Linked DNA regions of Homo sapiens: region 2 is linked to region 1. The links are chromatin loops, found by intact Hi-C in ENCODE. Cell type or tissue: Caco-2. All regions are shown on one strand. Links, peaks and the distances in the headings refer to the core of each region. The heading gives the core; the rest is flanking DNA.

The links. A loop is a pair of places that touch in the nucleus more often than their neighbours do. Peaks named below come from ENCODE experiments on the same cell type or tissue, not always from the same donor. Only the 100,000 strongest peaks of a DNase experiment are listed, where the experiment ranks them.
Region 2: it touches region 1 in a loop (4-fold over the local background); 4 of 110 quality-filtered maps call a loop at or near these places.

The regions. Positions count from the first base shown.
Region 1 is chr11:92,210,405-92,213,332 of GRCh38, forward strand. No RefSeq gene overlaps it. Among named protein-coding and RNA genes, the nearest start is that of FAT3, 13 kb to the right of the region's middle. In Caco-2, for the core only: a CTCF peak has its summit at 1,401; a DNase peak (open chromatin) is centred at 1,397.
Region 2 is chr11:92,285,455-92,288,382 of GRCh38, forward strand. The region is part of intron 1 of FAT3 (FAT atypical cadherin 3); the gene reads left to right. Among named protein-coding and RNA genes, the nearest start is that of FAT3, 62 kb to the left of the region's middle. In Caco-2, for the core only: no CTCF peak of the experiment used is centred there; a DNase peak (open chromatin) is centred at 1,517.

The sequences.
Region 1 (2,928 bases), core at 106-2,605:
TAGAATATAATATCTTCCCAGGAACACACTGAGGGACTCTGCCAAACCTAGGTAGGTTTTGCTTACTCCATCACAATGAGGTAAAAGTGGTGGAATTTCAGTTATATTCTGAGGTTTGGCACAATCTTCCCACTGTCCTTAGGTGATTAGGGGCATCCACCTAATTCAGCCATATGTAAAGTAATTGTGGTGCTAAAGGATACCAGAAAAGCCTCTCTGCCTGTTTCTCCTTATCAATCATCACCAATTGACAGTGATGCCAAGGGCTGTCAGGATGCCTCCTAGAAATGTGGATTAAATCTAGACCCTGAGACTGTGTCCAACTCTGTGGTCTGACAACACCTTTATGCTGTCAGTACTCAATCAGTGCTCTTCCCCTTCATCATTGTCAGTAATATCATCCTCCCACCAGTAAATGTGAACTCTGCCTCACAGCCATGGCAGCTCCCACAGACCTGAAGTGTGAACCCATCTCTGGGCTTCAGTTGGCAATTGAATTGCAGCAGAAACCATACCAACTCCTGATGTGTGAAAAAGACGAGGATCTGAATGGCACTGTGCTTTATCGGCCATAAACACACAGTTTATGAAGAAAAAAACTTAAAGGAAGGAATAAATGACTCTTTAGGTTCACTACTAATGGCTATTCTTTTTCTCTCTAATTTTAAAAGTAGAACGTGGTCATAGACAATTGGGAAAATTACAGAAAGGCATAAAGAGAAATACAAAAATGACCCATAACAGCACCACGCAGAGATAACCACAGTTAACATTTTATTGTTTCTCTTTCCTGTCACTCTTGCATACAGATAAATACATATTTTACATAAAAGTAGATCACAGAAAATAGATGACCCACTTTTTATTCATCTTTAATATTACGGGCACTAACCCAGATCATTTTCATTAAATATTATTCAGAAACATGATTTTTATACATTAGGGTAGTCCACTTTCACATTTCTCTCTGTCCTGTTTGGCATCCATGAGTCCAAAATAAGGACCTCATATTAAGGATAGTTGTTGCTAAAACGTTGACTTTCCATCCTCAATGTTTGTCATACACTGGGTCCTCTAGAAAGTGTCTGTGAGAGAGGGTATGTGGGCTATTAACTGATTGGAAACACAGTTGAAGGAAGCAGTAGCAGAGGATGAGGGGAGAGAGGCTGGGAAGGATGGAGAGTCAATACAATAAAGCATTTTCCAGCAGGTTGCCACAGGACTGCCTGGGAAGCTCTATAATCAGAATCGAAAGATCATCCATAGGAAGACGGAAGGAGACTATCCACATGCAACCATCTGCTGCTGGATGAAGATTCACTCCACAGAGTGCCAGTGTTCTTGCATTTCTGGGTTGCACATGCACGAACACCAGGTGGAGTCTCTTGCCATGGGCCTGAGGCAAAGCCCTGTCAGGCTGGAGCTGTGTGGAGTCATGGGAGCTGGTGCACAGCAGCAGCTGGAAAAGAAACAGGCGGGTCTGATGTACTGCAAAAAAGATGTCTGATTCAATGCCTTGTATACAACTTTATGGCTATTTTTAAAAAAAGAGACAAAAACCATAAATGTTTAAAAGAAATATTTCATTGTTATTTTGACAACGTTAGGCCACAAAGAGAGATAAGAGAGAATAAAACTGTAAAAGTTTTCTTTTACAGGAGAGCAGAGTTGGTGCATCTTATCCTAGTAGGACAGTCACAGGCACCTGCAATTCCTTTCCTTCAAAATCCTCCTAGTAACAACTGCTCTGGGATGTCTTTCTTTATTATTCCCCCTGAATGAGCATTGTCTAGTGCACCCATGGCATTTTTGTACTCTCTTCCCTCTGCAGTCACCATGACAGTATTGTAGGGTGGGTTCTCCACTTAACAGAGTAGAAATTGCTAAATACAACGGTTTAGCCTTTTGTATCTATGTATGTACTCAAAATTGTGAAGTAACTTCAGTCAGAATTTTAGAGGTAAGAACACTTTATTTAAACACATAAATAATATCAAATTCCCATTCTGTAAATAGCAATACTTTAGGCAAGTTCAGTGGACATGGAGATTAAATGAGGTATGTCAGTGAGGCTGCAGATAAGGTAGCACAAGTATACGAATGTCTTGTCCAACAAACACTGCTCAGTCACCCACTTATTCATGCCAAGCACGAATAAGAAGTAAAGAAGAATCAGATACAACCTTTTATTTATTTTACAGTTAAAAAAGGAGCACTTTATATTTGTTACAAGCTGAAAGTGCATTTTTGTATATATTAACTAGTTAGATGTTTATTCTAACCCTGGGGAATGGAAGTTAAGGCCCCAGGCTCTGGACTAAGAGAGGTGTCATTTCAAGTCTCACTTATGTATAAAACAAAAAGAATAATGATAATATGAACTTTACTGGGTTGCTGTGAGAATAAAATAAGATAATGCATATAAAGCACTTAGTACATTGCCAAGCATAAAGTAACTTAATAAATATTAGCTGTTTGTTATATTGTTCCAATTTCACAGTGAGTTTAAATGCATTGTTCAGGATCCCATGTCAGGGTGGAGTTAGAAGAACACTTGTTTTCTGTCTTCCAGGCTAGCAATATTTCTTTTGAGGTACAACACTGAGAAGCACAGTTGCTAGTTTCAGACCTCCTTCCCTAACACTCAGAGCAACTTTCTGCACTAATGGACAGTCAATAAACACGGTTGAATAACTAAGAGGTGGAAGACTGTAAGTCAAATTATATAGTTGCTAATGTATAAAAAAAACAAAACGTGTTTCAGTGCTTTGCTTGGCATTGCTGGGGAGAATATTAAAGATATCAAACATTATCGGTTCCTTTGGTCAACTGTCTGGTGAGAAAAGATTTAGTTGCTCAGCTCATGAACAAATCCTTCAGAGATAGGTTATGTTTTAGCAGAGTTGGCCTGAGCACTGAGCATCAAGA
Region 2 (2,928 bases), core at 242-2,741, 75 kb after region 1:
GATACTGGGAGAAGTAATGCACATTTCAGATGGTTAAGTGCTGAACATGTTCTATTGAGGGGAGTATCCCATTCTTACAACACTATTGTAGCTCATTTGAGGGGCAACACAAGTGGCTATTGATCATCTGTGTGATATTTTGGGAAAGACACTTAGGTCTCTGTTTCTATGAAATAATCTTAACCAACTTCTAATGTATTCCCTTTATGCTTAGGAAAAAACAGTTATCTTGGCAGAAGAATCATCTGTCTGGTTCCCTTGCGCATGTCCTGTTTTGTCTCATAAGAAGAGGCATTTGTATATTTTAAATTTGGTGCCAAAATTAAGAAGAAGTATCTGTAGTCCTTATGTATCTGTCTATATGTGTTGAATTAAGGTAGCAGAGGGTAGAAATGGCAATGTGGCTTATTTGGAGGATTGTATATTTTGTTTTCTAGAATGTTCCACCTTGTTTCCTACTTCTCCTCCAGGACGTGGGGTGTGGCCAGAAGGATGGCAGGCAGTGGGCACACAGCTTGGCAACAATCTTGAGTGCCACTGCTTGTGCTTTTCCCCGAGATGAGAGTGTCGGTAAAAACTGCTGCTTAAAACAGCGTGACTCCCTCTCTCTCCCTGGAGACTGACTGCCTTCCCTTTTCTGTTGACCTGAAGCTTTAGATCAGAAGACAGTTCCTAATGCGAAACTCTCCCCAGTTTTGGCAGTGGGGATACACATTGCCAGTGATGCTTTGTCATTCTGGCAGTTGATTTATTGCAGAGGTTCAGTATGCAGTGTCTGTGGATTGGAAAAATTCAGGGTTCAAGTCTTTTCTATCGACCTCTAGGCAATCACTGCCAGTGATAGGATCAGTCCAGGGTTTTTGATTATTCCAAATTTCATGTTGCAGAAGCCTGGATAATCGAGCAGTGCGTAATGGGATGTGAATGCCGAAGTCCTGGAAATAGCTTTGAGAACCTTCTTATATGCACGGAGGGAATGACTCCAACTTATCCCGTTTGTTCATTCAGTTCTCTATGTAATCTGCACATGGTAACTGAGTGGACTGGATGGTGTTATTCAAATATAGTATGTGCTTTTGGTGTAGTTGTTTTCCTGAAGGACCATGCTTGAGTTAGCAGTAGTCTCTGATAACTAGTTCACTTAGAAAAGCTTCACATTTCTCTTGTTTTAATAATACATAACACATTTAAGCCACAGTTAAGAGCATTTTACCATAGGATAGCATAGAAGAAAACTATAGCTGTTGCCAGCCATCTTTTGGTTATACACTAAGAGCTCATTTGCCTTTTGCTATTAACGCTTGTGGCATCTGTTAGAGAAAAGCGACTCCTGGTAGTTTAGACTGCATTAGGTGTGTAGCCTGAAGTATTCAATGCATCAAACTGACTTCAAGTTGACTCATTACTCCCTCTTGAACAAAAGACAGTATGTGTGGAATTCTGATTACAGCTTAGATCTTCAGCTTTAAGAAGCTGCCCTTTGAGCTTGCTCTGTAAATAGTGATTAGGTGCAAACCTTGGATTTTGGTCCTTCACCACCCAGAATGGTGCCTGGGTACTGAAGAAAAGAGCTTTTCCCATTGCAGAAGCACTTTAAACAGTAGATTCTTTAGCAGGGAAACTAAAATAGGTTTCCTGTTCTTCAAATGGGTATTTTAAGTGCTTTGCAGGTGTATCTTAGAGAACGGAGGTATTTATTTTTAATGAGAAGAACTGAAGAATAAAAACAATCACAGCCTTGGAGAATTGCAGATCAAAGCTTTTTTTTATAAAACAAATGAAGGCCTCCATCCTACGAGCTAGTAAATTCATTAATTTTTAATAGAGGAATAGGCTATAAATGGTAATTTAATTCTTTTGGCAGAAGATCGTTTAAGTGGTGTTTAAAAATCTACATACTTAGGTGGTTTGGAGTGAAAACCTGCTGTGATATCTAAGGCAGTAAATGTGCAGTGCAGCTGAAAAACTTGTTCAGAAGCACTATGGGTCCTTTATAACTGCTCTGTTTCTACCTAATGTACAGTATAATATTTTGTACTACAGCCATGTTTAGTTACTTTAGAGCTGGGTTTCCCATCTTGCTGTTTGGGTCAGAAATGCTACTGTCAAGAAGTAGAGTTGTAGGCAGCAATAATTAGAAAATCCCAAGCCTTTCAAATCTATTTCATGTTTCTCCTAATTGGTCAGGATCTCCCCTCACCATTCCAAATACTTGTGCTCCCCTCTTAAGTTATCCCTGTGGTTTCTTTCTTTTGCTCTTCAAATAGCAGCTGTAACATTTACCGAAGAAGCCAAGTTCAGCTCTCCAAATGATGGCTAGTTCCATGAGAGAGCCAGTCTGCTTGGAAGTGCCAGAGGTTCCCAGGTAGCAGCTCTTCTAGAACTGTGCTGCTGTGAAATGATCACATTGGAATGGTCATAGAACTCAGGGAAGCCACATTTGTTAAAGTGGCCTAAGTTTGGAGCCGTTTTGCAGGCACAGAAAAACTGCAGAGCAAATGAGTTGTCTATGATATAGGTGTGTGTATGGAGGCACGTCTTTGTAAAATGGAAGTTGTTGCTGGGCTGAGAAGTACCTTTGGGAAATAAGATAAATTGTGCAGTTGAAAAAGGTTAAGGCGTGTTCATCAATAAATGATTGGATAAAAAAACATGATATGTACGTACAGTAGAATACTATTCAGCCTGTAAAACAAAGGAGATTCTGCAATATATGACAACATGGATGAACCTGGAGGACATTATGCAAAGTAAAATAAGGAAGTCACAAAAAAACAAATCTAAAGTAGCCAAATTTATACAATCAGTGACATGATGGTTGGCAGGGTCTCAAGGGCAGGGAGAGTTTGAGAGTTACTAATCAAAGGACATAAAGTTTTAGTTGAGCAAGATGAGTAAATTCTAAAGATCTGCTCTACAGCATTGCAC